2 separate regions of the Homo sapiens genome follow, and region 1 is linked to region 2. The links are chromatin loops, found by intact Hi-C in ENCODE. Cell type or tissue: PC-9. All regions are shown on one strand. Each heading gives the region's core, and the rest is flanking DNA. Links, peaks and the distances in the headings are about the cores only. Region 1 has its middle 110 kb from the start of NEDD9. Region 2 overlaps LOC105374928 (a long non-coding RNA gene).

Region 1 (15,379 bases), core at 7,812-10,311, 90 kb after region 2:
TGATGAAATCTGCAAAGATCTTATTTCCAAATAAAGTCACATTCGCAGGTGCAAGGAGATAGGACTCCCACATACCCTTTCATGGGGAAGGAAGACACAATTCAACCCCTAGCAGCCAGGAAAGAGAAAAACAGGGACAGAAAAATAACTCTTTGATCTTGGTCAACCAAAAAGGGGATCCTGATGTTCTCAGAGGATGTTCACCCAGAAAGAGCCTGGGACCCCGACAGGAACATCTGGAGATGGAGGCGAAAGCCTAGCAGCAAAGGTGATCGCTCAAGAGGGCAGGAGAATCCACTGGAGGGCAAAAGCCAAGGACACATTTGTGCTTGAAGAGCCTACTGTGTGCCACATGTGCTTTTATCCCATTGAATCCTCAAATAACTCTGCCAAAGAGTTGCTATTATTCTTTTTTAATACATGGAGAAACTGAGGCTCTGATTAAATAATGAGACCCAGATTATAAGTAGAAAAGCGAGATCATGATTGCTATTACCGCTGTCACTTCTGTTTTTAATAGGCATTGGATCTCTTGTGCTACTATACACCAAGGATGTTACCTGTATTAACTGAGATCTTCACAGCTCACAAAGCTAGATATTGATGGCCTTATAGAGATGAAGAAACAGAAGCTCAAAGAGTTTCAATCACTTGCCTGAAGTCACACAAGTATTACATAATTCAGCCAAAATTTAAACTCTGGTCTTTCTGACTGGCAGGACCATTCCTTACCATGATGCCATGTTGCTGGTGGACATTAGGGTATCTAAACTAGGGTAGTCCTAGCTTCAGAGAAAGAAGCTGTATAAAGAAACCAAATGATTATGCTTGAGGCTTAACCAAAGCAATATAAAAAGTGTATGTTCTCAGGGGAATGGGCAAAACAGAAGAGAAAAAGGCCGGCCACCGAGCGGCTGTGGGTGAATGAGTTAACCAAAGAGCAAATGTCTGAGTTGGATCATGAAACAGCAGATCAAGTGGGCTCAGTGTCTGTAAACATCTACACTGCCCATGAGGACAAGATCTGTATGCTCCATCTACACCCAGAGGCTGAAGGAATGCCTGTGGTGTAGACAACTCACTTTTCTAGAGAAATGGAGAAGGGATTAGACATGTTAACCCTGAAGAAAAGGAAACTTGGGGTAGGGTAGGCTCAGAAAGTCTTCAGAGGTTGGGAACGTGGCCCATGAAAGAGCAGGGAGACTGGAAAGGGACCCTGCCTGTGGAGGCAGCTCTGGGCCCCACTTGAACACACACGGGTGAACCACTTGACCCACCTTACAGTGAAAGAAGCTGGCACCTGTGGACCACTGGAGAAACCTCAGTAGCCATCTGGTGTTCCCCAATGACTGTGTTGCTCACAACCCTCAAGAGTCCTTTGTTGCTTTTGGAATTGTAGGGCTGGCAAGATGTCTTCACCCACTGCTAGATTCATGGCTGAGGCCCCTATAATGAAGGACAGATGAACAAGAGAAGAACATACAAACGCATAGAATATAAGTTTTACATGACACAGAAGCCTTTGAGGGGAAATGAAGAACCAGAGAAACAGGGAAACCTGTGTATTTGCTATGCTCGATTGGATGAAGAGTGGACAGTCATGGAGAGGCATGACCGAGCAAAGCGGGTGATAACCTGGAGGGAATGTCACCACATCTGTTGGCTCAGATTCTCCTCTGTGTCCTTGTGTCTTCAGAAAAAGGATGTTCCTTTCCTCTGAGTATGCGGGCATCACTCACACCAGGGTCCAATGTCCTACTTCAGGGGAAAGTCAGGAAATCCTTCCTGGGACTGATGACCGGCCTCAGAGAGAAGGGTAGAACAAGGGAAGGTGAGAGTGGCCTTTCTGCTTTTGCTGTTTTCTCAAATGCCAATTTTCTATTTTCAGGGGCAATATGTCCTGAACCCCATCAGGATGAAGCCCCAGCTCCATGAAGCCCCTCTTGAACTGGTCCATCCTACTGTTCCAGTCTCAGCTCCCTCTGCTCCAGGCCTTGAACTTCACATTCCAGCCTGGGGACTCCTGGCAGTTCCCTAAATATGCAAAGAGCTCAGCTTTCTTTCCTGGTCCTGGTCCTGGTCACTTGGCCCTCTCTGTCTCTCCCTTCCTTCTTCCCATCTCTCTTCCTTTCTGGCTCATGTCCCTCGCACATGCTGTAAACTCTTCCTGGAACATCTCCCTTCCACCTGTGAATCTCTTGCCAGCTCACTTCTTTTCTCCCTTTAAGAATCCACTTCTCAAAAGAAAATGGCAACTCTGTGAGGTGATAGAAATGCTGATTCGCTTGATCATTGTGGCGTCCACAATGTATATATAAAACAAGTTGTACACATTACCATGTATAAATTTGTGTTTGTCGATTATATGTCAAGAAAGACAAGGAGGTGTGGAAAGACTGCACCTCTGTCAAGACGCCTTTCTGACCACCCCCCGACCCTGGTTGACACTCCCTGACATGAGCCCCCGAGTGTTTACCTACGCTATGTGTATCAGGGCATCCCGACCACTTGCTCACTCACCTGTCTCCCCACTGTGAGGTCAGCGGCAGGGCCTTGTTCAGTGTCTTAGTCATATCCCCTCCAGCACCCACCATGACCTCTGGCACTAAGTAGGGGCTCAATAAGCCAATCATTGTGTTGATGTACCAGTGACATTGAGGGAAGACCAAGCTCGCCGACCTCTAAGATCCTGTCCACTCTGAGAGTCTGTGAGTCTGTATTTCTGCTCCCACAGTTAGTCACGGAGGAAGTTGCCAAAGCAGATGATGAGACTTCTGTTTGGGGTTGCCCAGGTCTGCCTGGCCTTTGCAATTTGTAATCAGGTCCTTTGAAAGAGAAACTGAACTGAGAGAAAAACACAGTTTGGATGAGGCAAGAGTTGCAAAATAATGAGTTATGTAATGGTGATGGTGGCCTGTGGTAGCATCTTTGGCCCTGCCCAGATGATACAAGACTTTGTATGTATACCCTTGAGCATGGCCAAAAGGACAATTGTCAAAACCACGGCTTAAGTGTTCAAAAGCCTCTTTTCCCATAAGATGTTGCCTCTTGAGGTCAGACTGAAATCCTGTACCTGTAATAATTTCCTCCTTAGGACTGGATGTACATGAAAAGATTGGAGATATATATGTACCTTTTTTATATGCCATGTAAATGGTATAACCCTTGCACTCTTTGGCCATTAACAGCCAATTGTCAATTAGTTTATTGTGTATTAGATCAAACTGTATTGCCCAGGCCAGCTCCTGAAGAACTGTGAACTATGAACATCTCAGCCTAGAAGGATAATGTGACCTTCAATTTGCACACCATCCATTGTCTCTTTCAAACTAAGAGCCTCTCTAAGCTAGATAGGCCAAGGATTATTTTTTTAACTTTTATTTTAGGTTCAGGGGTACATATACAGGTTTGTTACATAGGTAACCTCATGTCATGAGGGATTTTGTATAGATTATTTGGTGACCCAGGTACTAAACCTAGTACCCATTAGTTGTTTTTTCTGCTCCTCTCCCTCCTCTCACCCTCCACCCTCAGTTAGTTCCCAGTGTGTGTTGTTTCCCCACATCTATCCATGTGTTCTTATTATTTAGCTCCCACTTATAAGTAAGAACATGCAGTGTTTGGTTTTCTGTTCCCGATTAGTATGCTGAGGATAATGGCTTCCAATTCCATCCATGTTTCTGCAAAGAACATGCTCTCATTCTTTAATATGGCTGCATAGCGTTCCATGGTGTGTATGTACCACATTTTCTTTATCCAGTCTATCATTGATGGCCATTGTGGTTGATTCCATGTCTTGGCTATTGTGAATAGTGCTACAATAAACATAACATGTGCATGTGTCTTTATGATGGAATGATTTCTATTTCTTTGGGTATATACCCAGTAATGGAATTGCTGGGTCAAAGGGTATGTCTGTCTTTAGGCCTTTGAGAAATCACCACGCTGCTTTCCACAATGGTTGAACTAATTTACACTCCCACCAATGGTATATAAGCATTCCCTTTTCTCCACAATCTTGCAAGCATCTGTTATTTTTTTATTTTTTGTTAATAGCCATTCTGACTGGTGTGAGATAGTATCTCATTGTAGTTTTGATGTGCCTTTCTCTAATGATTAGTGGCATTAAGCTTTTTTCATATGCTTGTTGGTCACATGTATGTCTTCTTTTGAAAAGTGTCTTTTTATGTCCTTTGCCAAATTTTTAATGGCGTTGTTTTTTCTTGTAAATTTGTTAAAGTTTCTTATGGGTTCTGGATATTAGACAGATGTAAGATGCATAGTTTGCAAATATTTTCTCCCATTCTGTAGGTCGTCTGTTCCCTATGGTGATAGTTTCTTTTGCTGTGCAGAAGCTCATTAGTTTAATTAGATCCCATTTGTCAATTTTTGCTTTTGTTGAGATTGCTTTTGGCATCTTTGTCATGAAATCTTTGCCAGTTCCTAAGCCCAGAATGGTATTGCCTAGGTTGTCTTTCAGGGTTTTTATAGTTTTGGGTTTTACATTTAACTCTTCAGTCCATCTTGAGTTGATTTTTGTATATAGTATAAGGAAGGGATCCAGTTTCAATCTTCTGTAAATGCCTAGCCAGTTATTCCAGCACCATTATTGAACAGGACTCCTTTCCCTGTTGCTTGTTTTTGTCAACTTTATCAAAGATCAGATGATTGTAGGTGCACAGCTTTATTTCTGAGCTCTCTATTCTGTTCCATTGGCCTGCGTGTCTGTTTTTGTACCATGCTGTTTTGGTTACTGTAGCCCTGTAGTATAGTTTGAAGTTGGGTAGTGTGTTACCTCCCGCTTTGTTCTTTTAACTTAGGATTGCTTTGGCAATTCAGACTCTTTTTTTGGTTCCATACTAATTTTTAAATAGTTTTTTCTAATTCTGTGAAGAATGTCATTGGTAGTTTGATAGGAATAGCATTGAATCTGTAAATTGCTTTGGGCAGTATGTCCATTTTAATGATGTTGATTCTTTCTATCTATGAGTATGGAATATTTTTCTATTTGTTTGTGTCATCTCTGATTTCTTTGAGCAGTGTTTTGTAGTTCTCATTGCAGAGATCTTTCACCTCCGTGGTTAGCTGTTTCCTAGGTATTTTATTCTCTTTGTAGCAGTTGTTAATGGGATTGTGTTCTGCTCTCAGCTTGACTGTTGTTGGTGTATAGGAATGCTCGTAATTTTTGTACATCAATTTTGTATCCTGAAACTTTGATGAAGTTGCTTATCAGCTCAAGGAGTGTTTGGGCAGAGACTATGGGGTTTTCTAGCTATAGGATCATGTCATCTGCAAACAGAGATAGACTTCCTCTCTTCCTATTTGGATGCCCTTTATTTCTTCTCTTGCCTGATTGCCCTGGCCAGAGCTTCCAATACTATGTTGCATAGGAGTGGTGAGAGAGGGCATCCTTGTCTTGCTCCAGTTTTCAAGGGGAATGCTTCCAGCTTTTGCCCATTCAGTGATGTGCTGGCTGTGAGTTTGTCACAGATGGCTCTTATTATTTTGAGGTATGTTTCTTCAGTACCTAGTTTGTTGAGAGTTTTTAACATGAAGGGATGTTGAATTTTATTGAAAGCTTTTTCTTCATCTATTGAGATGATCACGTGGGTCTTGTCTTTAGTTCTATTTGACCCATCACATTTATTGATTTGCACATGTTGAACAAGCCTTGAGTCCCAGGGATAAAGCCTACTTGATTGTGGTTGATTAGCTTTTTGATGGCTGCTGGAAAGGTTTGCTAGTATTTTGCTGAGGGCTTATGCATCAATGTTCATCAAGGATATTGGCCTGAAGTGGTTATTTTTGTTTGTTTGTTTTGTTTTGTTTTTCTTGTTGTGTCTCTGCCAGGTTTTGGTATCAGGATGATGCAGGCTTCATAGAATGAGTTGGGAAGGAGTCCCTCCTCCTCAATTTTTGGGAACAGTTTCAGTACCAGCTCTTCTTTGTACATCTGGTAGAATTTGGTTGTGAATCCATCTGGTCCTTGGCTTTTTTTGGTTTGTAGGAGGCTGGGGATTTTTATCCCAGATTTATAAATAAAGAAATTGAGTCTCAGAGAGAAGTGACTTGCCCAAAGTTGCAGCTCATGAAAATAAAAAGAAGTGGCCAGACATCCGATCTTTGTACCCCAGTGCTCCTCTCCACTTTGTACCCCAGTGCTCCTCTCCACCCTGCACCTCTTGGGCTTGCTCTTCTGGTGGAAACACAAGGACCTGAGGTGAAGCTGGAGAGTGGAGGGGATGGTGGAGAGGGCTGAGGAGAGCAGGCTGGTGAGTTGTGCTTTGGGGCCTCTTAGCCCATGGAGATACATGAAGGATGAGGGGAAGGGGTTGGAGCATAGAAATGGAGTTTGGGGAGCAGGTAACAGGAGAAGCTGGCTGACCTTTCACAACACAAATTTCAGGCCAGTCCTGACTAAGATGCTCTGGGCTGAAGCCAACTGAGCATGAGCTCCCACAGAGAAAAGAGGTTTGCACATCCTCTCCACATGGGTGCCCATGAGCCAGCCCCCTACTAAGCACAAATTCAGGGTTGCTGCCCTAAGCAGCTACTGGCTGAGTGATCAAAGCAAGTCAAGAGCCTTGAAAAGTTGAAAGTGGCTGCTCAACCAGCAGTCAGTCCAGATCCTATCTATAACTCCAGTCCTCCCCAGCCCCCTCCTTCCCCGATGAGAGTCCAGACCAGCCTCAAACAGAAACTATGGAGATGAATCAAAGACAGAGCCAAGACATCTTTGCCTGGGAATTCTAGTGTATCCATCATAATTGGGTTTATTTTACCCAGTAAAGAGAGGGCTTTCCACTCACCTCGGGGGGGGGGGCCTCCGAGCCTTCTTATAACAGTACAACGAAAGTGAACCACAGACATTTGTTCCCTTAATTAACAGCGTTGCTCTTTTGGGTGGGTCTTGAACTGTTAGCACTGGTCTCCCACATTCTTTAGTCAGTTAAGGGCTGCCACCATCATGACATGGAATAGTAGGACTGGGAGAATGTACTGAATCAGTACCTAGTGCAGAACAAAACCCTTCCATGGAACATAAAAGGTACAAATATTACATTCACAGCCATGTTTGTTCATTCAAAGAGCATCTTCTGAAGACTTTCTGTGTGCCAGACACTGTCCCCAGTGCTGGAGAAAATAGACAAGATCCCTGTTATCATGGAGCTTATATGCTAATGGTGGAGACACAAAAAAGCCAAATAAATAAATAAACACGCTAGACCATGTCAGAGAGTGGCAAGTGCCATGAAGAACCTGAAAATGAGACATGGTGTTGTAGGAGATGCCTTAGATAGGGAGGTCCTGGGGGCAGAGTACCTGGAGGTCTGAGATCAGAGCTTTTACGCAAACAGAGCAGGTGCAGAAGTTGTGTTCGAGGAACAACCAGGAGGCCAGTTGGCCTGCAAGGCATGAGCCAGGGAATGGTGGTACAAGATAAACTTGGAAATTGTTTATGCTCTGTCTCTCACACTGACTTGGCCTTCGATCTCAGCTAAAATGCTGCTTTACTTCCTACTGTATTGGTGTTTGCAACCAATGCATGATGTGTCATGTACTTTCTACTCAGAGAAAAGTCCTCTACCAGTGTTGATGAGGGTGAAAAGATCATTCCTACTCCAGGAAGTCTCTTTGGAAACTTGGTGGCGGAAGACAGGAGAGCTAAGAGCAGTTCCCATCTTGTATGATCTAAGGTTCCCCTGGAAGTGAAGCCACGATCCCCTGTAGCTATCACAGCATAGGGATGTGCGGAGATCCTGGCTCCACATATAGTTGGCAGGAGGTGAGTCTCCTTTAAGGTGTTCAAATGTAGCACACACACACACACACTCTCTCTCTCTCACCTGCTGTCTTGCTCGATGCTCCATCTCTTCTATTGCTGTCCTGAGAACCAAGACAGCTCCATGTACAAGTAACTCAAAACCCTGACACTCCCTCACACTGCCCAAAACAAGACACTGTCAAAATAAGTCACAGATGTCACAGTTCCTTGTCACTCAGTTTTCTTGGCTTAGATTTAAAGCATTAAATCAGCTCATCTTCATCTCTCATTCCCTAGCCCCAGCTCTTCCCTGCTGAGTTATCTTTGATATTCCCTTGGGTGGATTTCTTCTCCCTCCTTCTTCTCTAAGAATCTGTAAGTTTATTTTCTCTCTTACTCTCACTCCCCTTCTCATCCTGCCTCACCCCGGTCCCTCTTTCTAAGCCCTCTTCTCCACCGCCCTATTCTAGACAAGATCTTACAAAAATACCTTTCTTCCATAATATCTTCTCTACTTCCACAAGAATTCCCCCAGATTCCTTTCCTTTTTGTTGAAAGGGCTGACTCCTGGCATTTATAATTTTAACCAGCAGAAGGGCTTGAAATGAGAAGTATGAGTACTTCGACTCTTTTCCACACCTGTTCCCAATCTCCACTTTTTTTTGAATACTGACTCTGTAATGGGTGGAGAGTAGGGGAAAAGAAAGAGAGATGGGAAAACAAGAAATGAAAGGGATTTTTAGTAATAAAAGCAAATGAGGAGATAAGGTAACTGTGTTCTGAACATCAGGGCTGGAGAGGCTGATGCTCATGATGGACACAGGAGGAGAGGCGCAGTGCTGGCTAACAACCTGGACACAGCACCAAGCAGATTGTAGTCACATGCTAAAGCATGTGCTATGCCATCTAGGTGCAGTAGAGATCAGCCATAGGCTGGAGTTTGCCCCGAAGGAGGTGGCATTGAGGTCACACACTGCAGAGTCATCCACATGACTTTGTAGATTGGAATCTTATTTTATCAACTGCTTACCTGAAATAAACATGCCCCACCTGAAACTTAAATGCAGCTTGATCTTTTCTTTGGAAGAGTGTGATGCTTACGACAGGAATGTGTTGCCATGGGATGCTGCTGATATTTTGTCCACACTCCTATCTTAGCCTTTCGCCACTTTGAAGGTGCCCTCTTTCTCCAGGATAAACATCTTCAACAACGGGGACTTTCCAACAGAGTGGACCAGGTGAATTTTTTTAACTCTCTGGAATTTGATGTTATGTGAGATTTCTAACTGTGGAATTGCGCTCACATTCATGTTAGAATATTATGTCTATCACATATTCTTATCAGCACATTTTTGTAGCCAGAGATGTATGCAACCCAAGTGTCATGAGCCCACTACACCTAAGAGTTTAGACTTACTAATTCACTGAAAACTTAAAAGAGGCCAGGATGTAGTAGATTGCTTGGTGATAGATAGCAGCCTACTCACCCTGTCTCTTGAGAAATAACTTCACTTCTCTCCCCCTTATCCTAATTCTCTAAAACAGTCCTATCTTCCAATGGATAAAGTACAGACAGATATCTGGTTACCTTTATTGTAAACATCTATAGTTCACCCAAGAGCCTAGATGAAGCACCTCACATAGCATGCCAACTGCTGGCCCGTGTATTTAGTCTATGTTTAATACCCTTTTACTTAGGTTTCTTGCCCTGTAAATTGGAATTAGACTAAAATCTGGTGTCTTGAGTTTCACAGCATATTGAGTTTCACAGTATGATTTTAGCCTGTCTACTCATCTTATATCTGATAGCAGTAAAGAAGGTAAATTCATTCATTCATATATTCCTTTATTCATTCATTCATGTAAATTTATTGAGCATGCATTTTGTGCTAGGCACTGTTCTTGGTATGGTCCACAGCTCTGAACATAACAGGCAAAAGTTCTTGCCCAAATGGAAGTTACATTCTAGGAGGTAATATAAAGCAAGACAAAAATATCCAGTGTGTTAGACAGAGATATGTGCTAGGGAGTAGTGGAGTAGTGGGGTGCAGTTTTAAATAGGGTACTCAGGGAAAGCCTCATTGAGAAGGTACTTTTTTTTTTTTTTGAGACAGAGCCACCTTCTGTTGCCCAGGCTAGAGTGCAGTGGCGCCATCTCCACTCACTGCAACCTCTGCCTCCCAGATTCAAGCAATTCTCCTGCCTCAGCCTCCTGAGTAGCTGGGATTACAGGCGCATGACACCACACCCAGCTAATTTTTTGTACTTTTAGTAGAAACGGGGTTTCACCATGTTAGTCAGGCTGGTCTCGAACTCCTGACCTCATGATCCACCCGCCTCAGCCTCCCAAAGTGCTGGGATTACAGACGTGAGCCACGGCACTGGGCCGAAGTTACCTTTTTTAAGGTTTTTTTTTTCAGCCAATGTTACCATGGTGTAATTTATCTTCTGTAAAATTCCCACATTTTAAGTGTACAGATGAGTGGCTTTTGACTAATGTATACATCCACTACCCTAATCAAGCTACAGAAAATTTCCATTTCCTTGAAACGTCCCTCTTTCTTTTTCATATTTAGTCTCCTACTCCCACTCAAGCTACCACAGATACTATTTACATCATTATAGGTTAGTTTTTCCTGTCCTAGAATTTAATATGCAACTATGCATGTTAAGTCTTTTGAATGTGGCTTCCTTTGGTTAGTTGAAGCCATGTTACTGCATTTATCAGTCATTATTTTTTTATTACTGAGTCTATTGTATGAATGTTTTATAATTTGTTTACTCAGTTACTTATTGTTTCTATTACTCTTCATTCTTTGTGTGGTTTCTTCCTGGTACTATTCTCTTTATACTGAAGAACATCCTTTAGCATTGCCTGTAGTTCAGATCTGCTTGTGATGAATCTTCTCAGATTTTGCTTATCTGAAAATGTCTTCATTTCACCTTCAATTTTGAAGACTATTTTTATTCAATTTATATAGAATTCTGTGTGAATAGGATTTTTACATCTCCAAAGATGTTGTTTCATTGTCTTCTAGCCTCTACTGTTTCTGATGAGCACTAGTAATAATTCTTAACTTTGTTCCTCTGTATGTGTCTTTTTCTTTGGCTGCTTTTAACATTCTACTTTATCTTCAGTGTTCAGTCATTTGACTGATGTACTTAGGTGGGGCTTCCTTTATCTTCATCTTACTTGGGCTTCGTGGATTTTTAAGTCATTTTTTAAAATTTTGGGAAGCTCTTGGCCACTATTTCTTCAGATATTTTTTCTGCTCTCTCTCTCTCTCTCCTCCTTCTGGGACACCAAATAGACGTAAGTTAGACTGTCTGATATTGTTCCATAGGTCTTTGACCCTTTGTTCATTTTTTCCTTAATATTTTTTATTTCTGTTCTTCAGATTTGATATTTTCTACTGCTGTGTCTCCAACTTCACTTTTTCTTCTATCATCTCCAACCTGCTGGCAAGCTCTTCCGATGAATGATTCACTTCAGGCATTGCACAATTCTAGAATTTCCATTTGTTTCTTTTTAGGGTTCCCATTTATCTACTAAAAATTCCTCATTTACTCACAACTTAGGGCCATTTGTCTCTAATTAATTAATATATTTTTTGAATATATATTGTAAAACATATATGTTTTAATGTCTTTATTTTCTAAATCCAACATTTGGTCCATCTTAGAATAGTTCCTTTGCTTTCATTTTTTACTATGGATTACACTACCCTTGTATGGTTTTTGTTGGTTTTTATGTCTAGTGATTTATCATTGAATACTGGGCATTGTGAATGTTACATTGTAGAAGCTCTAGCTCAGCACTCTTCAATAGTACCTGCAATGAAGAAAGTGTTCTGTGTCTGCACCATCCAATAGGACAGCTGCTGGCCACATGTGGCTATTGAACACTTCAATGTGACTAGTGTGACTGAGGAACTCAATTTTAATTTTAATCTAAATGTTCGCATATTTACACCCAGAACTTCTCAACCTCTGTTATACTGTTTCAGTCTCAACCTCATAGCAGCTGACATCTGGCAAGCCTCTGATGGTTTTCCCTGCACATATACAGTCAAGCCCTCAGCCGTGGACTGAGGGAGGGGCTTCCCATACGCATGCAAGGACTTCTAGGGCTTTGTCTTTGCACAGATTCCAGCTATTTCAGTTGCCTCAGATTCTGATCCCTGCCTCTTCAGCCCAGCAAGAGTCCTGTGCTCTGCTCAAACTCAAGTCTCCAGGCAGACAGCTGGACTACTGTGGGGCTCACCTCACACTCCCCTCTCCCCATTTTTGCAGTCTGGTGTTGTTTATTTTCCATTGTCTGAAAACTATCTTGCTTCACATACCTTGTCCTGTTTTCTAATTGTTTACAGGAGACGAAATAGTCTGAAACTAGTCATTCCATCACAGTCAGTAGCCTGAGAAGTGTCCCTTCAGGTCATAATCCAAAGAAGATTGTGGGATAACTAACTAGGGGAAGAGAGTTTCAAACAGGGGGACGTCAATGGAAAGGGTGGGAGGCAGAAGCATGCCTGCCTGACTTAGAACGGTAGGGAGGCAACATGGCTGAGCACGAGAGCTAAGGACAGAGAGAGTAGGACAGTAGGTCAGAGAGGCATGGTGGTGGGAAAGACACTGTTTGGCTTCATAGGCCATTATCTGCACTCTAGCTTTTACTCTAGTGAGATGAAAAGTCATTGGAAAGTTTGGGGCCAAGAACTGATTTAGGTTTTAACAGAATCACACTAGCTCTTGGAAACACCTCCAGGACAAAAGCAGGGTGCTGAATTAGAAGGCCATTGAGAGAATCTATTGACTAAACTTGCAAATCTAATTAAAATTCTGAATTATTCAAGGTCGATGGCTGAGTTTTTATTCATTTCCTAGAGTTTGGGGCTCACGAGGAGACAGGTACCTTAGTGTGGAAGATCACATCATCTGAAGTCTGATTGGCTGTGTGACTTTAGGCAAGTGACTTCAACTGTCTTTCTTTATTTCTATACAATGGAAATAATAAGAATACCTATTACATAAAAGATATTATGACGATTAAATGAGATAATTCCTGTCAAATTCTCTAAATTATACCTGGTGCATATAATTCCTGTCAAATTCTCTAAATTATACCTGGTGCATATGAAGTAAGCGTTCTACAAATGTTAACTATTACTATCTGAGAGGCTGAATGTCTGATGATTATTACTGTACCCTGTGGACATTGACATTGATCTACTCTGTGAATAAAGGGTACCACACTCAATTCTGATTCTCAAGAGATATGTGCAACTGGCATAGAAAAAATATCTCAAAAACAAGACTGAAGGAAATTAGAGCCAAGTAGAGGTCCATGCTGTCAGCTCTTGCATAAGGAGGGAAGGCTGAGGCGTTATTCATTCAGGCTGAGGAGATCTTTGAAGACTATTGAGAGGCAATGAGTTAGGGTTTGAAGAATGGATTAGATACAGAGACTGTGGAAAGGGAAGGGAATTCTGAAGGTCACCTGAACTTGCGGCCATCACTAATGTTTAAAGAGCTTCTTAAATTCAAAGTGAAAAATTATGAGTTCAACATGGTTATTATCCCCTTAAGCTCACATTTGGAATCAACCATAAGAAGTAGGATATCATTACCGTACAGCTGAATGGCTTTATTAACTTATTTTTGGAAATTAGATGACAAATGCAAGCACAGTCTTGTTTAACAAGAAGCATTTCCCAGTTGTTTCTATGAGAATTTAAGAAAGGTTCTAGAAATGCAAATAGAGAGAACCCAGTCAAGTCCTGAAATCTCAGTGCAGCAGAATTGAGAAAGTGAATAATGGCCCACAGGTCACAGGAAGGCAATGAATACGCTAATCAAAGGTTGTGATTAATGAATGTTGTCTCACATTTCATCTGGCATAACATGTGTCCAATTGATCATTTTTAGCATAGCTCATCAGAGGAGAAAAACTTGGTGAAATATGATCTGGTGGGGCAGGATGCACCAGTTGCACAACAGACATAAGCTGCTCCACTTTGGCCACACCTGTATAAAACATGAGAAAAGTAGGTTTTCATAGAGGTTGAGGCATATCTAACTACCTCAAGTAGAAAAAGAGTATCCATTTATTTAATGAGGGAGAGAGCAGTGGAAAGGCTCAGCCTCATCCAGGCTGAGAAGTGATTACCTTGGAAATGCTGTTTGTTTTGATTGAGAAAGTCAGCTGAGAATGTATTTTAAATAGGCAGAAAATATATCTATCAAAGAAATACTATGCAGTCATCAAAAAGAATGAGGCATGTTTGGTATTTTAATAGTTATCTCCAATGTTTATAATAAAGTGATAAATGCAATATATAGATAATTATATAGTGTATGACAATTATGAGAAAAATGAAATGTACATCTGCACATACATAAGGTTGCACACACAAAGGATGCCTCTGGGGGAGGGAAATTGGGTAGCTGGGACTGAAAATAAAGATAAACAGGAGACTTATGTTTCAGTCTATATCTTTTGAATTTATTTGTATATGCACCTAGATCCAGATAGTTTTATTTCTCGGTTGAAAAAATTAAAAAAGAATAGGAAAAAAGAAAATAACAACCATAGTTTAATTTTTTTTTTTTTTTTTTGAGACAGAGTCTCGCTCTGTCGCCAGGCTGGAGTACAGTGGCACAATCTCTGCTCACTGCAACTTCTGCCTCCCAGGTTCAAGCAATTCTCCTGCCTCAGCCTCCCAAGTAGCTGGGATTACAGGCACACACCACTACACCCAGCTAATTTTTGTATTTTTAGTAGATATGGGGTTTCACCATGTTGGCCAGGATGGTCTCGATCTCTTGACCTTGTGATCTGCCTGCCTTGGCCTCCCAAAGTGCTGGGATTACAGGTGTGAGCCACTGCGCTCAGCCTAATTTAATTTTTAAAAGAGCTGGAATGCGTCCATTCCTTTCCCATTTGCAAAGGGCTCCAGAATCATCCCAGATGATGGCTTTCAAAATGATAGTTCAATAAGGGAGATTTAGGATAAAGTGCTTCTTTCTGATGCTTCACTTAAGGGTCCCTGAGAGTATTAGTTTGCTAGGGCTGTTGTTAAAAAACAAAAACACAAACTGAGTGACTTAAACAGCAAACATTTATTGTCTCCCAGTTCTGGAGACTAAAAGGCTGAGATCAAGGGTGTCAGGAGGATTGGCTCCTTTCGAGGGCTGCAAGGGAGAACCTGTGGCTCTCTCCTAACTTCTGGTGTTTGCTGGCCGTCTTTGGCATTCCTTGGCTTGTAGAGGCATCACCCTAATCTCTGCTTTCATGTTCATGTGTCACTGTCCTTGTGTGCATGTGTGTTTATGTCCAAATTTTCCACTTTTATAAGGACACCAGTCATTGGATTAGGGGTGTGCTCTAGTGACTTCAGGTTAACCAATGACATCTGCAACAACCCTATTTCCAGATAAGATGACATTCTGAGGCACTGGGGCTTAGGACTTCAGCATAAGAATTTGGAGGGGACAGCACTCAACTCATGACACCAAGGGACACTTACCCAGAGTTAAACTGCTTACTGAGGGGAGGTTTTTGCTATGTGTCTATGAAGCACAGATAGTAACATGCATCTCCTCATGCCCGAGATG
Region 2 (15,379 bases), core at 6,050-8,549:
GTCTCTAGGAAGTTTCAAACTTTCCCACATTTTTCTATCTTCTTCTGAGCCCTACAAACTCTTCCAACCTCTGCCTATTACCCAGTTCCAAAGTTGCTTCCACATTTTCTGATATCTTTACAGCAGCACCCCACTCTACCAGTACCAAGTTACTGTATTAGTCTGCTCTCACACTGTTGATAAAGACATACTCGAGACTGGGTAATTTATTTATTTATTTATTTATTTATTTATTTATTTTTTTGAGACAGAATTTCACTCTTGTTGCCCAGGCTGGAGTGCAGGCGCAATCTCAGCTCACTGCAACCTCTGCCTCCCAGGTTCAAGCAATTCTCCTGCCTCAGCCTCCTGAGTAGCTGGGACTACAGGCATGTGCCACCATGCCCAGCTAATTTTTGTATTTTTAGTAGAGATGGGATTTCACCATGTTGGCCAGGCTGGTATTGATCTCTTGACCTTGTGATCTGCCCACCTTGGCCTCCCAAAGTGTTGGGATTACAGGCGCGAGCCACTGCACCCAGCCAAGACTGGGTAATTTATAAAGAAAAAGAGGTTTAATAGACTCACAGTTCCACGTGGCTGAGGAGGTCTCACAATCCTGGCAGAAGGCAAAAAGCACATTTTACATGGCAGCAGGCCAAAAAAAAAGTGAGCCAAGCAAAAGTGGTTTCCCCTTATAAAACCATTACATCTTAGAAGACTTACCACCGCAAGAACAGTATGGGGGAGACCACCCCCATGATTCAATTATCTCCCTCTGGGTCCCTTCCACAACACGCGGGAATTATGGGTGCTACAATTCAAGATGAGATTTGGTTGGGGACACAGCCAAACCATATGAGATATTAAAAGGATACTAAGGAATATTAGGAGTAACTTTACGTCAATAAACGTGATAGCTTAGGTTAAACAAATTTCTTAAATGGCACAAATTACTACAACCCATTCAAGAAGAAACAAATCTGCATAGACCCCCATCTATGAAAGAAATTAAATTTGTAGTTTAAAACCCACAAAGGAAATTACAGACCCAGATGGCTTCACTGGTGAATTCCACCAAACAGTCAAGAGAGAAATAATATCAACTCTGTACAAACATTTCCAGAGAGTGAGGAGCAGATAACACTTCCTAGCTCATTCTATGAAGCTGGAATTACCTTGATAAAGACATTACAAAGCATTGTAAGATAAGAAAACTACGTATCAATATTTTTCATGAACTTAAATGTAAAAATCCTAAACAAAAATTTAACAAGTCAATCTAACAACAAATGAAAACGATAACACACCATGACCTAGTGAGGTTTATCTCAGGAGTGCAAGAGTGGTTTAACATTTTAAACACAATTAATGTAATTCACCATAACAAACAAAAAAAGAAACATCGTGATCATCTTTGTAGATGCAGAAAAAGCCTCTGACAAATCCAACCACCATTCCTGTTAAAACATTTTAGCAAACTAGGAATATAAAGGGCTCTCCTCAACCTGATAAATGGCATCAACAAAAAAGACCCCTAGAACTAACATCAAACTTAATGATGAAAGACTGAATCCTTTCTCCAAACATGAAGGAAAAGACAAGGATGCTTGCTGCAACCATTTCTATACAACATTGTATTGAAGAATCTAGCCAGTATAATAGGGCAAGGGGAAAAAATAAAAGGCATCAAGATTGAAAAGGAAGAAAAATTTTTCTTTTGCAGGCAATATAATTGTCTATATTTAAAAGTCAGTGTGATCTATAAAAAACTACTAGAACCAGTAAGTTAGGGTAGCAAATTTTAGAATATAAAATCAATATACAAAATTTAATTGTATTTCTATAAATTAGCAATGAACAATTGGAAATGGAAAAAACTTTAAAAATGACATCATTTACAATTGCGCAAAAAAAACGAAATAAGTAGGGATAAATCTGACAAAATATCTGCCTTGAAAATGATGCAACTTTGCTGAGAAATTAGAGGGGAAAAAATGAAGAGACTTTGTTCCTGGGTCAGAGGATTTAGTATTGTTAAGACATCAATTTTCCCCAAATCTCTCTGTTGAATCAATATGATCTCAATCAAAATCCCAGATGCATTTTTTATCTCTTTTCTTTTTTTCAGAAAATGAAAGCTGATTCTAAAACTCATTCAGAAATTCAAGTGACTTAGAGTATCCAAAGAAAATGTAGAAAAGAAGAACAAAGTTGAACACTACTACTTCGTTTTGAAATGTAGGATATTACCAGTGGGGGTAAGAAGAAGAACAAAGCCTGAATAGTAAGCTTTCTCAAAGTTTCTTCAAATAAAAGGGTGTAAAACACCTGTTGTGTTGGGATATAGTAAAAGATAAAATAGACTGGTGTGGCCTCACGTCAACTGGCAAAGTATCAAACCGACTAAACCAACTATTTACCGGCTATAATCAAAGTCTATTGGGCAGTGAAGGGTCTTGAATATTAGAAACAAGCTGCTTTCAAACTTGATAAATAAAATTTTTTTCACTTCCATATAATTTTTATCTTACCTACTTCTAAAAAAACTTGAAGTAGCTAACAATGAACTAGGAAAACTGCCTAAGATTCATGACCTTACTTTTACATATGTACTTTATACTCTTGCATACTTCCTCAATTCTGCTTTGATTAGAGGGGAGATTACTGAGTGACTTCCATTTGACAATACTAAATAATAGGGAACAAACTCAAGTCTTACATACATTTTCCACTGTCTAGACTTCTTATTTTAGATCCATCTAATGCATGAAGGACAATGGGACATTTTCCAAATCTAGGAGGAGCAACATGTAGCTGTCGTCATAGTCCTTCTTATGTTAGGAAACTTCCTATCATTGTTCCAAGAAGGCAAACACTTGAGAACCACAGTGCAGGAAATTAATGGTTTCACAGAGTAAAAGGCCGTTTGCCATGCAGACCACAGTATCATCAAATGTCTTATGATGATGGCATCTCCTACTCAGCATCTTTGCTTCTTGAGGAAAGTTTGATTCTTTCTAGAGAAGAGACTGGTGACTGGGGATTTAAATTTTCTCTTGGAGTGAAGATTTTCTCCATATTTATGAAAAATAATAGTAGCAATAAATGATACTTAACGTAAGGCCTTAGGGCAATATTTCAGGTGTACCAATGCTTTTCATAGGAGTCAGAAAAATCTTATATATGTGAATCTTATAAGTTGAGGAGTGGGAGGAAATTTAATAGTATCTGAGCTTTAAGTATACTTCTTTAGGATAATAAAGAGGACTTTTCATTTAAAATTTTAAAATAATAATATAGAAGACAAACAAGCAGCTTACACTTTCTTCTTCATGGCCAGGATAAGTATCTTTATCTGTTACAGAGTTTGAATTTTGGAAAATTAAGGGTTGATTGCATTTGAATCCTGTACTCATTTGTATGCTGCCTATAATATCCTTTCAAAATATAAATGTTTTCTTTCTGCCCCCAACTGACTATTGTTCAAACTCCATAGTATGTTTCACCAGAACCTTCATGATGTGGTAAACACTGTTTACCTCTAGCTTCATTTCTTTATCACACACACATATACACACAACATGTTGTATTTTTCTCTAATTTACTCATGAGGTCTCTATCTCTAGAGTGGCTATGAACTCCAGCCCTGTGCTGATGGGGCTCCAGGGGATTTGACCATGCATGTTTAGAACGTGCCTTTCACAGGGTACTTCTTTATCCTGGCTCATTGCCTCATGACTAAGTGTCCCATCTGTGACCGGGTGTCCCTCAAACAGGAAACTCATTTATTCTGGAAGATGCCCTTGTGCTCTTGTCTAACTCGTGTCCAGTTTATTCCTGCCAAGATAGCCATGCTCTAGAGAGCTCTGACCAGGAAAGAAGTTAGGTTCAGGTGTGTTTCTCAAGTGAGATACAGAGGAAGCAACTCAACAACACACAATCTACCAGAAGCGGTGTATTCCTTACAGATCCCAGAGAGCACAGAGCAGCATGACTCACAGGGCCAATGGAAAGAAGGCAGCTATCCAGGACATCCATGCACGATCAGCAAATGGGGAGCAAGACACAGAGACACCTGTGGGCCAAAGCCTTTACTGGAGTCCAGGGCCTTCCCCAGTTAGGTTTCCCATGACGAGTTCTAAGTGGTGGGTTTACAGCAAGCAGATATGAGCTCTGTGGGGTTGTGCCGTGACTGAGAGGTGGTCACTGCACAGTCCATGTGGGGTGTGGGGGTCAGTGGGGTGAGTCAAGCAGGTTGTATCTAGCTGACCCATGGGGAGGGGGTCACCAGGAGGTGGTCATTTAAGGCAAATATCTGGAATAACCACTTTGAGGAGTTGAGAAGACAGAGAACTAGAAACCATGTCAAGGGTGATGAAGCCCTATTTTGGGTATGAAAAAGTCCAACTTTTATTCCAAATGGATGCTGAGACAACATAAAATTATAAGAATTCACTACACTAGGCTACACTCCTTTCTACCAACTTTATCACACCCTCCCTGATTACATATCACCCTCATACCCTATAAGGCAGCTACACGGACACTATTTCAGTTCCACATATGGCCTAGGCTCTCAACAGACCCTTGGCCTTCACCCATGTTGTTTCACCTGCTTAAAATACTATGTTACATGTAATTTTTGTTTGGTTAATTTCCACTGGTCCTCAGCTAGGTGGACATTTTCTTTGAAAACTTCTTAACTGACTTTGCCAATGAGGACTAAGGCTCCTCATATATTCCCCTCTCTTCCCCTACCATAACACTTGTCATTTTTGCAGACTGCATTTTCTACAGATGTCCACAGCTCTATCTCCTATCCCACGTGCTCCTACCTTGCCTCTCCTTCATTATTAGCTGCAAGCAGCAGACGTTAAAGGACTCAAATTCTCCTTCCCTGGAGTCTATTCAGCCTTAATAACCAATACAATGTGACAGAAGTGATGGCCAATGATCTTCGAGGCAGGGCCCGAAAAAGCCATGCATCTTTTGCCGGTTTCTATTGAGATGCTTGCTCTAGGGGAAGCCAGTTGCCACCTAAGAGACACAGTTACCCTAAGGCTATCCTGTTGGAGAGGTCACATGATGTAGGTATTCCTGGCAACAACTCAACAGGGCTCCCAGATAACAGCCAGCAAGAACTCAGCCAAGTGAACAGAGACACCACCAGGTAATTTCAGCCCCTGGCCATTGAGTCTTGCTAGCTGAGCCTCAGACATTAGGGAATGCTGTGCCCTGTTCAAATTCCTGAACTTCAGAGCCATGAGCATCATACAAAGGTTGGTGTAAGCTGCTAACTTGGGGGATAATTTGTTACACGGCACTAGTAGCTGAAATATTATTAGACAAGTGGATGTTTACTCATCAAGGCCATAAGATTCCAGACCAGACTATAAATGCATGAGTGTAGGTGTTCTATGTGATTCGTTTACCATTACAACCTCAGCTTTTAGCCCAGTGTCTGTTACAGCAGGGATTACAATTATAGGGATTTAGCGAACAATCTTAGCCAAATGATAATCTTAACTAAATAACAGATTAATAACAACTTAAATAATAATAATCTTAACTAATTGAATAGATTAATAAATGGATGAATGTGTTCTTAGTCTAGTTTTGTGTTTATCTACCTCTTTCTTGCAGCTCAAATTTGGTGACCTAGCTACAAATTGTTGGCGTACACAGGAATTGTTTTTCCTGTCTGCCAAGTTCCCCATCTTTAATTTCTACTGTGTTCCTTGCCCCAGCATTTAGAATATGAAGTAGCCAAGAGAAAGGCCTTGGACCATGTGGATCTCAGAAAGCTCATCTGGTAGGGCCCCTGGAGTGAGCAGAAGGGGACCAGGGTTGGGTGAGGCGTGGTTGGAGGCAGCACCCCTCTGAAGCCTGTGAACTTGAGAATGGTCTTTATGAGAATGCAGAATCATCCATTAGTAAAGTGCTGCCTCTCTCTTTCCACATACCTTCCTAGGGCACAGGAATTGAAGAGACTGAAGAGAGATGACAATTAGACCAAATCAGCGTATCACCAGCTCCCTGCTCAAGGAGTGTTAACTGGTTGGGCAGGGGGCTATTCAGGTGGTGTGTTGCGTGAGATAGTATCCCTGCCTCAAAAAATCTGTGCCATCTTCCCCTTCTACCTCAAACCCTTTTCCTGCCTTTACATATAAGTGTGTGCATGCACACAAGGCCATGAAGAGGACTAGGGTCTTCCTCACACCTGATTCTATGCAAGATGGATGTAGCCTTCCATGCTGGTGTACTTTTCCCAGTATAGACACAGAATAAGAAGAATAGGGATAAGAATAAGAATAAGAGCAGAAGAGCAAGGAGAAGGAGGAGAAGATGGGAGAGGGAAAGGAAGAAGAGGAAAAGTTATCTTTTATTTGATGTTTGCTAAATGGCATGAATTATAATAAAAGCTTTTTGGCATAATCCCATTTAATCTAATAACAACAACAACTCATAATTTCCAATTTGTAGATGAGGAGACTAATGCTCAAAGAGTTTAAGCAACTTGCTCAAAATCTCACATAGTTGGTAATTGTTGGAGCCAAAATTTTTAGCCAGGTTTGGCTATCTCTAAATTCCTTTCTCTTTCCATTCAATGAATCTACAGGGGGTTCTAGTATCACCTGGAAGTATCCAAACAGCCCACAAGGAGCAGTGCTCAAACTGGATCATGATGTGGGAGTCACTTTGATTCTGACGCTGTACAGAATTGAATTCCTTGTTATAACACCTGTTTGAATTTTGCTTCTCCACACACTGCTCCTTGGATGCCTAAGCACAGCCAAGAAGAACTCCTAACTTACCTAAAGTCCAATGTCCTGGCGATGCCTTGAGGATCAAGAATTCAGGGTATCAGAGTCCAACACAGTGCATTGCACCAAAGAGGAGCTGTTGAGTAATTCAGTTGATGGCTGTCAGCCATACATTGCTTCATGCACAAGAATGCATGTGTTACTGGCAAAAGAAAAGTGACTTCCTAAGATCCATTCTAGTTCAACCACGTTAGTTGTCCTGATCATAGCAGCCACTGTGAATTCAGTTGGTTTTGTTAACTCCCCATGATGCAGTATGTACACAAACTCTGTTTGCTAAGGCAATGCAGAGTCAGTAGTTTATTCAATGTTTACAGAAAGTGATAAGAAAATCAAGGACTAGAATCAAGTGTCTAGGCTCCGGATCAAGTTACTCCAAGGTTGCAAGGAATTTTCAGAGGCATTTCATAGCTTCTTAAGAATGCTTTCTTGAAATAAAGCCTGGGGCCGGGCACAGTGGCTCACACCTGTAAATCCTAGCACTTTTGGAGGCCGAGGCGGGTGGATCATCTGAGGTCAGGAGTTTGAGACCAGTCTGGCCAACATGGCAAAACCCGATCTCTATTAAAAATGCAAAAATTTAGCTGGGCATGATGGCGCGTGCCTGTAATCCCAGCTATTTGGGAGGCTGAGGTAGAAGAATGGCTTGAACCCAGGAGGCAGAGATTGCAGTGAGCTGAGATGAGCTGAGATTATGCCACTGGACTCCAGCCTGGGTGACAGAGCAAGACTCCGTCTCAAAAAAAAAAAAAAAGAAAAGAAAAGAAAAGAAAAAGAAAGCAAGCTTGGGTTGCTGAGATTATGGCCAGCATTCTATAACTGAGTCTGGGATTGTAAAGTAAAGAAGCACCAGCACCTCCTTTGAATTGTTTTGTTTTATTTTTCCAATTCAGCAAACATTTCCTGGTCATCTGCCCTTTTAGAGCTTTGCCACTTAGCCCTATAGAGGACACTAAGCAATAGGAAACATAATCACTGCCTTCAGAATATTACAATCTGTTGACAAAAATAAGTCTTCAACTAACATGCCCCAGAGGGTGAGAAGAGCCTGGCCCTAAAGATACTCACAAAATGTGAGAGAAGTAAGCAGCCCAGAGAAGTCTATTCCAACAGGCAGTTATGTATTTCATTTTGATCATGTGTTTATTCTTGTGGTTTGATTCAGTATGACCTTTGGAGCCTCACTTTGGACTAGACATCGAGCTACAGAGTGGAAATAATTGATCTTACATTTTTTGTTTAACTAGTTCACTATACCTAGTAATTATGGAAAAGTTGCATATTTCAACAGATTCCTTTGTCATTTACTACTCTTTGGTGGGTCAGAACATAATAGTTCACAACATATACATGCTGATTTTTAGATCTCAAAGTCAGAATATAGGGTTGAATATGTAATTATAATAGATAACATATATAAATTATGATAACATATATGTTACTATGCCAATAAGTTGTACTTAGGCCCTTATATACTTCATGTGGCTACTTTCTCTTACATTGGGGAAAAAATATAAAACCTCTCTCTTAAAATCCTACTATTTAGAATAGATGTAAGAAGTCAAATTGTACCCTCCACCTGCTCAGCTGAGTGGCAGAGCTCTATCTTTAGAATGAAAAATCCAGACTGCTGAGTGGTGATAATTTAAATTCTCCAAAAGAGAAAAGTGGGAAGTTAGAACAAGTATGAAAGAAATGAATGAAAGAAAACAAAACATTAGCTCCCAAAGAAAAGATACAGGAAGTTAGGGAATTGAGAAAGAAAGAAAAGATAGACCAAACACTGTTTGAAACAGAACAAAAAAATTCTGAACAGAAGCCTGACTTACTATAATCCATTATATCTTTGCTGATACACCCAAAATAGGATTCAATTTAGTTCCCAGTAAATGACACCAAACACCAAAAACAGCTAGTGACTCACAACTTAGAAAATCAGTTGAAAGCGCTTTCCAAATAGATCTGAGTTTATACTTAGTATTAATAGAACTGTTTCCTTTTCCTCTAATAATAGGTCAGAATATACAATAGCATTCTCCAAGATCTAAAAAAAAAATTTTTTTAAATATCACATTTCTATTTTAACATGAAATTCTCTTCTTTTGATTTTTTTTCTAGTTAAGTGCAGAGAGCATTACAAAAGCACTCAAAAAGCTATTGAATCTTGATGTTTGAGAAAGAGGAATGAGTTATAATTGTGGCATGATAGTAGAATGAATTACAGAATGAGTCACAGCAGTAAAAATAGTATTACAGATGGTGCTTTAATACCTTAGTACTTTTCCAGTCTTCAAGAATTCACTGTCAACATCCCCAATTGTGGTCCACTGTAGTGGTGGTCACATTTTAAATAGCCCCTTCTTTATTGAGTCAGTGTTTTATTGCAGTACCAGTGCCTTTCTCACTTGACTTTCAGCTTGTAGTCATTCACCACATAAAAATACCAGAAGGAATAAGATGATTGGATGAAGAATGCAGAATAATAACCATGTAAGATGTAATGTGCCATAAATGCGGTGTACACATATTACATATTATGGCAAAACCTTAGTAATTGCCTGTCTGGTTTAATTTTCAGCTGAGTAAAGGGAAAAAATTCTGAGGCTGTGCTATCTTTTCCTCTATTATTATTATTACAAATATCTGTATTGGTCAGGGAACCACATAAATCCATCACTACAGTTTTTACAGTTTGCAGAGTTTCTGGACTTGGAAGCTAACCTAAGGTAAAACACCCAAGCTCAGCTTTCCAAAGTTTTCTTACGTTTTTCATCAGAAACGAATTTCAAGTTAACCTTTAGATCCTAAGAAACAAGAGTTTCCCATGAAACTGTGGGCTAGCTAAACCCCAAGTAGGGAGGGGCGTGACCAGGGCGAGGATATGGTGTTCTCATTCCCTGTTGGCAGATGTGTTAGACACGAATGGCCTTCTTGAATCTGGGAGTCTTGCTGGGGCACCCAAACCCGGAAGAGAAAGAGGCTTCATGATTTGGGGGGAGGAGAGACTGGGGATGGTAAATGCCCAGGCAAAATTCTGGTGTGTGCCAATTCCAGCCTCTCATTTTTCTCCCCATACCTCTCTTATCTTCCAACTTAAAGTCTGAGAAGAGCTTGACTTGAGAGCAGCTCAACTTTCTCAAGGACACAACTCAGCCCATGAAAGAGCTGTTGTTCAGATAGATAAATATTCCACAGTCTCTGATGCTCCATATTGAAATTCATCTCCTCCTGAGATTCTGCACTCTGGGCTTCTAAAATCAGTTCCATTCCAAACTCCTCTGTTACTTCATTGCCTTTATCTCAACGGTTCTAGAAACATTTGGGGCCCCACTTTGACTTGAACATCTGTGCTGTACTCTAATCTGCTCCGTGGCCCTTGCCCGGCATTTGTTCCCCCTGGTCCTTTCTTGCACAATGACATCCCTTTGTGTTGATGACCTAAGATCTCTGTTCCAAGGGCTTCACTGACACACACATTTTATTCGGTAAACACTTTTTTATGCCTGCTGCTCAAGATTCTACTCTTGGAGCTCGGCACATACTCCCGCCTTCAATGAGAAATCCACAGTCTAGTGAGAGGGAGTGAAAAATAAAGCACAGGAGAATAGAGGCTTTGGAAGGAGGTGACACAGGGTGCTATGGGGGTGTGTAGAATCCAGGCCAGGCTAGGGGTGAGGGAGAGGAGGGCATTGGGAGGCTTCATGCAGGAGGAGACACCTGAGCTGAGTCTTTTTTTTTTTTTTTCTGAGACCGAGTCTTGCTCTGTCACCCAGGCTAGAGTGCATTGGTACGATCTTGGCTCACTGCAACCTTCGCCTCCCAGGTTCAAGCCATTCTCCTGCCTCAGCCTCCCAAGTAGCTGGGACTACAGGCATGCGCCACTATGCCTGGCTAATTTTTTGTATTTTTAGTAAAGATGGGGCTTTACTAGGTTGGCCAGGCTGGTCTTGAACTCCTGACCTCGTGATCTGCCCACCTCGGCCTCCCAAAGTGCTGGGATTACAGGCGTGAGCCAGCCATCGCGCCCGGCCCTGAGCTGAGTCTTGATGCACATGCAGTAAGAGGTAGCCAGGCAATGACCTAAAAGGGGAAATGGGCAGGAGGGTGAAAAGGATACTGGAACAGATAGAAAGAGAATAGCAGCGTGCATAAAAAGATGCTGATTAAATACTAGAAATTTTAAGTGCATAAAAGTGAATAAGGAGACAAGAGAGGAAGGTTTTTAAAAGAGTTGGCTATGAGCCCTTTCCTTTTCAATGGGTCCAAATAGCTCGTCTTAATCGGATTAGGTTTGCGTAACACAATACCATAGACTGGGTGGCTTAAATAACAGAAATTGATTTTTTGCAGATCTGGAGGCTGGGAAGTCTAAGATCAAGGTGCCAGCAGATTCAGTGCCTGGTAAGGGCTTGCTTCTTGGTTGGCAGATGACTGTCTTTTTGCTGCATCTTTACATGGAGGAGAGAGCAAAGGCTCTGCTCTTTTCTTCTTTCCCTAAGGGTACTATTCCCATCATGGCGGCACCATCCTCATGACCTCATCCAAACCTAATCACCTCCCAAAGGTCCCATCTCCAAATATTATCACATTGGAGATTAGGGCATAAACATATAAATTTTGGGAGGACACAAAAATTCAGTCTGTAATGCAGTTTTTACTAACAGAGAAATAAATGCATGGTGCAGAACTGACGAATTTCTCACCTGGATGCCATGGACTGGATCACAATAAACCACAAAACTGCTCTTTCTTTATTTCATCAAACCTGTGATCAGTTAGCAGGGCTCTAGTCATGGCTGATCGCACTGTGTAATTAGAGACCTAAGATGGGCTATGGTTCGAATGTGTGCTCCCAAAAGTTCATGTGTTAGAAACTTAACTGCCAATGTAACAGTAGGAAGAGGTGGAGCCTTGCAGGGGTGATTGGGCTGTGAGGGCAGAGCCCTACAAATGGCTTCATGCCATTATCACGGGAACGCGTTAGTTCTCATCAGAGTGTGTTGTTCTAAAGGCAAGCTCAGCTCATTCTTGCGGTCGCTTGTGCTCACGTCTGCCTGCTGCTTTTCTACCACGTACAGCAGCATGAAATCCATTTCCAAAAGCTGTGGACATGCCCTTGGACTTCCCAGTCTCCAAACCATGAGCCAAATAAACATCTTTTAAAAATAAAATAAAATAAATTACCCGGTCTGTGGCATTCAGTTATAGCAATAGAAAACAAACTAAGACAAAGATAGTCTTTTATTATTGAGGCATGCAAAGAGAGGCCTCTCCAGAAATCCACTGCCTTGCCCAGCTCAGGGCTACAGAAGACTGACACAGCTCTTCCTGGCATGGGTGTTAACAGTCCCAGCTAGACTTGAAAGAATTGTTCCATATCCCCCCTGCTGTCAGGTGATTCATGAGCTGCTATTCCTCCATCTCTCTGGCCACCTGATGTCATGGGACCCCCAGCCGAGAAACCTATGATCTAATGCTAATTGAAGACAGGAAACCAACCTCACACTGCCTCCTTTACCTCAGAAGAAAACTCTTTTTCTCCTGATACCTTAAAACGCATATCTGACTTTCAGGTAAATGTCAAGGTTCACCAGGTTGTCAAGTAAACCACAAAATGTAAAGATTACTATGAGGGCTGAAAATTTTAATTGAGTCTGTATGAAAGGAAATGTGCCAGAAATATAGATCTCATTGGTTACATAACCATCAGTGTAGTTTATAAACAAAATCTCAAGTTCCCTTAAAATAGTATGGTTATTAGGAAGGAAGCAGCTGATGATGTTTATTTTTCTCCCATCAAGAACCGGGTCTTAAGCTGTAGAAAACTGTCAGCATACAAGTATTTGCCATCTTTCAGCACAATCCATGTTGGTGGGAAGAAGGCTGATTAGAAAAAGAAAAAGACACAGTGTACAAGAAAGAATATATGTACCAAAAAACAAGGTCAATAATGAAGCAATGTGGCTAACCATAACTTGGCTTCTAGGATTGAGATTCTGGACCGTTGAGTAATTGTGTTCCCTTTGCTCTAAGTCCCATCTGTCTTGTTTTGAACCCCTTTCCTGGTGGTTTGTGTGGTGAGCTAACCACTCAACCAGCACTGGGCATCACTGAAGTCTAAACACACAAACACCCTCAGGGATTCGTTTCTAAGCCCTAGAGGGAGAGGAGCGCTGGTATTTCACAGGTCCAGCTCTGGAATTCAGTACTGTCTCTAAACAGGAAGAAGAGATGTTTACAACTGCTGTCTGGCTCAGGGGCCAGCCTGTTTCTCTGAGATGTGTTTGGCAAAACCGGAATTCTAAATTTGATGCAGAAAACAATCACTTGATATTTAAAACAAGGACTAAATGTTTTCCTATTCATTCCATATTCAGCCTTAGTTACTTAGAGGGGTTACTGACAGTGTTGTTTCAAACTCTGCATGGCATTGTGTTAAAAAAGAATGTATTCATTTGTTAGTTAATCGGTCCAGTAAATCTCATTGAATTCTTAGTATCTTCTGAGAGGTGCAAAGAGCTCTTAGACCCAGTTTTACCCTACAAAGAACCTGCAGCCAGCCTGGGGACTCATCATAGGACAGGAAGCTTGTTCATGGTGTTGCTGTTAGCACTGTATCTCCCACATCTAACATGGTGTCTTTAGTACCTTCTAAGTGTTCAACAAATATTTGTCAAATAAACAAATGAAATTAACACCCAGGACGACAGTAAAGCCTTTCCAGGCTGAGAAGTGATACTCCAAGCTAGGTGACTGGGGGAGGCTTCATAAAGGAGGCAGGATTTTAGCAATGCTTTCAGGAGGGAGTAGGACTGGATGCAGCTAGGGAAGTGTGGAAGGGAAAGGGGTTACTTCTTCAGGTAAGGGGGTTCAGATGAGTCCAGCCAGGAGATTGGGAGACCCAGGGCATTTTCGAGAGAGAGAGTGGCTAGAGTGCAAGAGGCCAACTGTGGGGCAAAGCCTGAGAAAGGTGGACTAGGGTAGACTGGGCAGGAGAATGCATACTGGAGGGAGGCATCTGAAATCACTTCCGACGCCACTTCACCACGTAGTTAGGAAAAGAGAATTATGAGTAAACAGAGAGGTGTGGCCAGGGAGAACTACAGAGAGAGCCGGACTGAGCACAGGGACCCGGGTGGGCCCCATTCCCACGGGCTTGGTACTGTGATGCTCCGCATTTCCTGCCTTGATTTTAACCTTTAGAAAAAGGGAAAATTGTTCAAAAACCTGACTTCCTATGTAGTATTCCAAGTGAGTCATAGGACTGTTATGTTTACAGCTAATTTTGATATAAAGATATGACTAGGAAGGGGGATAGGTCTCAGAGCCCCAGGAGGCTGCTCTTGCTGAAAATGGTCTGAGGCGGGAGACCCAGCACCCCATCTCCCCTCTCCTTGCAGTCATGCCATGGGAAGGAAGACTGCAAGGGGCCTGGTACGCACCAGCCTTCGCACTGTGGGGCCTCACAGCACAAAGGGTGTGTATGTATGATGTGTACTGTGTGTGTGTGTATGTGGTGTACGGGTGTGTGTGTGGTCTGTTTGTGTGTAAGAGGGAGTGTGTATGTGTATGTATGATGTATGTCAGTGTGTGTATGTACATGTGGTGTTGGGGAGTATATGTAGCAGGCATGAAGCGGGTGTGTGTGTGTACGTGGTGTGGGTGTGTATGGTGTGTTTGTGTGTGTGGAGTGTGTATGCGCATGTGTGATGTGAGCGTGTATGTGTGGTGTTGGGGAGTGTATGTATGGGGTGTGAGGGGTGTGTGTGTATGTGGTGTTTGTGTCGAGGGAGTATGTGTATGTGTGATGTGTGTATGTGTGGTTTTCGGGAGTGTATGTATGGGGTGTGAGGGCTGTGTGTGTGTGGTGTGGGTGTGTGTAGTGCGTGTGTGTGTGGAGTGTGTATGCACATGTGTGATGTGAGTGTGTGCACATGTGGTGTTGGGGGTGTATATGGGGGTGTGGGGGAGTGTGTGTGATGTGTATATGTGAGAGCATGTGTATGTGTGTTTAGGGGTTTCTGAGCACTGAGAGAGTTTGAGGAAGAGAAGAAGTGATGTGGGGCCTGGACTACACCAGCGTTCTCCCAAGCAGGCCCTGTGTATGTGGAGAGCTGATCTTTCCTTGGTGTCTTTGTGGATTTTCAGCTAAACTCAATAATCTCAAAGATAGTAAAAAACAAAAACAAAAAAACACACCAAAAAACCAAGTTAGTCAGGAGAGCTACAAAAAACAAAAACCCTCATGAGATTAGATTTCTCAATAAAATAGTTACAAGAAATTGTTCACACTCCAGGAGAAGGAATTTTTTCTACAGCTAGCTTTCGTATCAATGTTGCAACCTTCTTTTTCATCTAAGTTGGAACTATCAGCCCCCACCCCACGCCTCCCCAGGCTGTGTGTCCCTGCACCTTAGCCTGCATGGAGTTCTTTTGCATCTGAGCAGGCTGTGACCTCCTGGATGGTGGGAACTGATTCATTTCCATAGAGCATTTCTTGGCACAGAGCAGGTGCTCAGTTTTGGATCTGAATGGGATCCAGGAGGGACTTTGAAGTGCAGTCTCCTTGTGGG

Evidence for each region. Hi-C counts contacts between places; a loop is a spot of excess contacts. Peaks named below come from ENCODE experiments on the same cell type or tissue, not always from the same donor. Only the 100,000 strongest peaks of a DNase experiment are listed, where the experiment ranks them.
Region 1: a loop joins it to region 2, with 9 times the contacts of the local background. A loop is called at or near these places in 6 of 110 quality-filtered maps.

The regions. Positions count from the first base shown.
Region 1 is chr6:11,337,922-11,353,300 of GRCh38, reverse strand. It overlaps a transcript of NEDD9 not described here. Among named protein-coding and RNA genes, the nearest start is that of NEDD9, 110 kb to the right of the region's middle. RefSeq lists an enhancer at 8,145-9,344. In PC-9, for the core only: no CTCF peak of the experiment used is centred there; a DNase peak (open chromatin) is centred at 8,820; H3K27ac peaks cover 2,500 bases.
Region 2 is chr6:11,426,611-11,441,989 of GRCh38, reverse strand. All of the region lies in intron 1 of LOC105374928 (a long non-coding RNA gene), which reads right to left. It overlaps LOC105374929 (a long non-coding RNA gene), which reads right to left. Exons shown (of 3, transcript XR_926485.3): 2 at 15,219-15,379; 3 at 12,430-12,689. Among named protein-coding and RNA genes, the nearest start is that of TMEM170B, 100 kb to the left of the region's middle. In PC-9, for the core only: no CTCF peak of the experiment used is centred there; a DNase peak (open chromatin) is centred at 7,079; H3K27ac peaks cover 2,485 bases.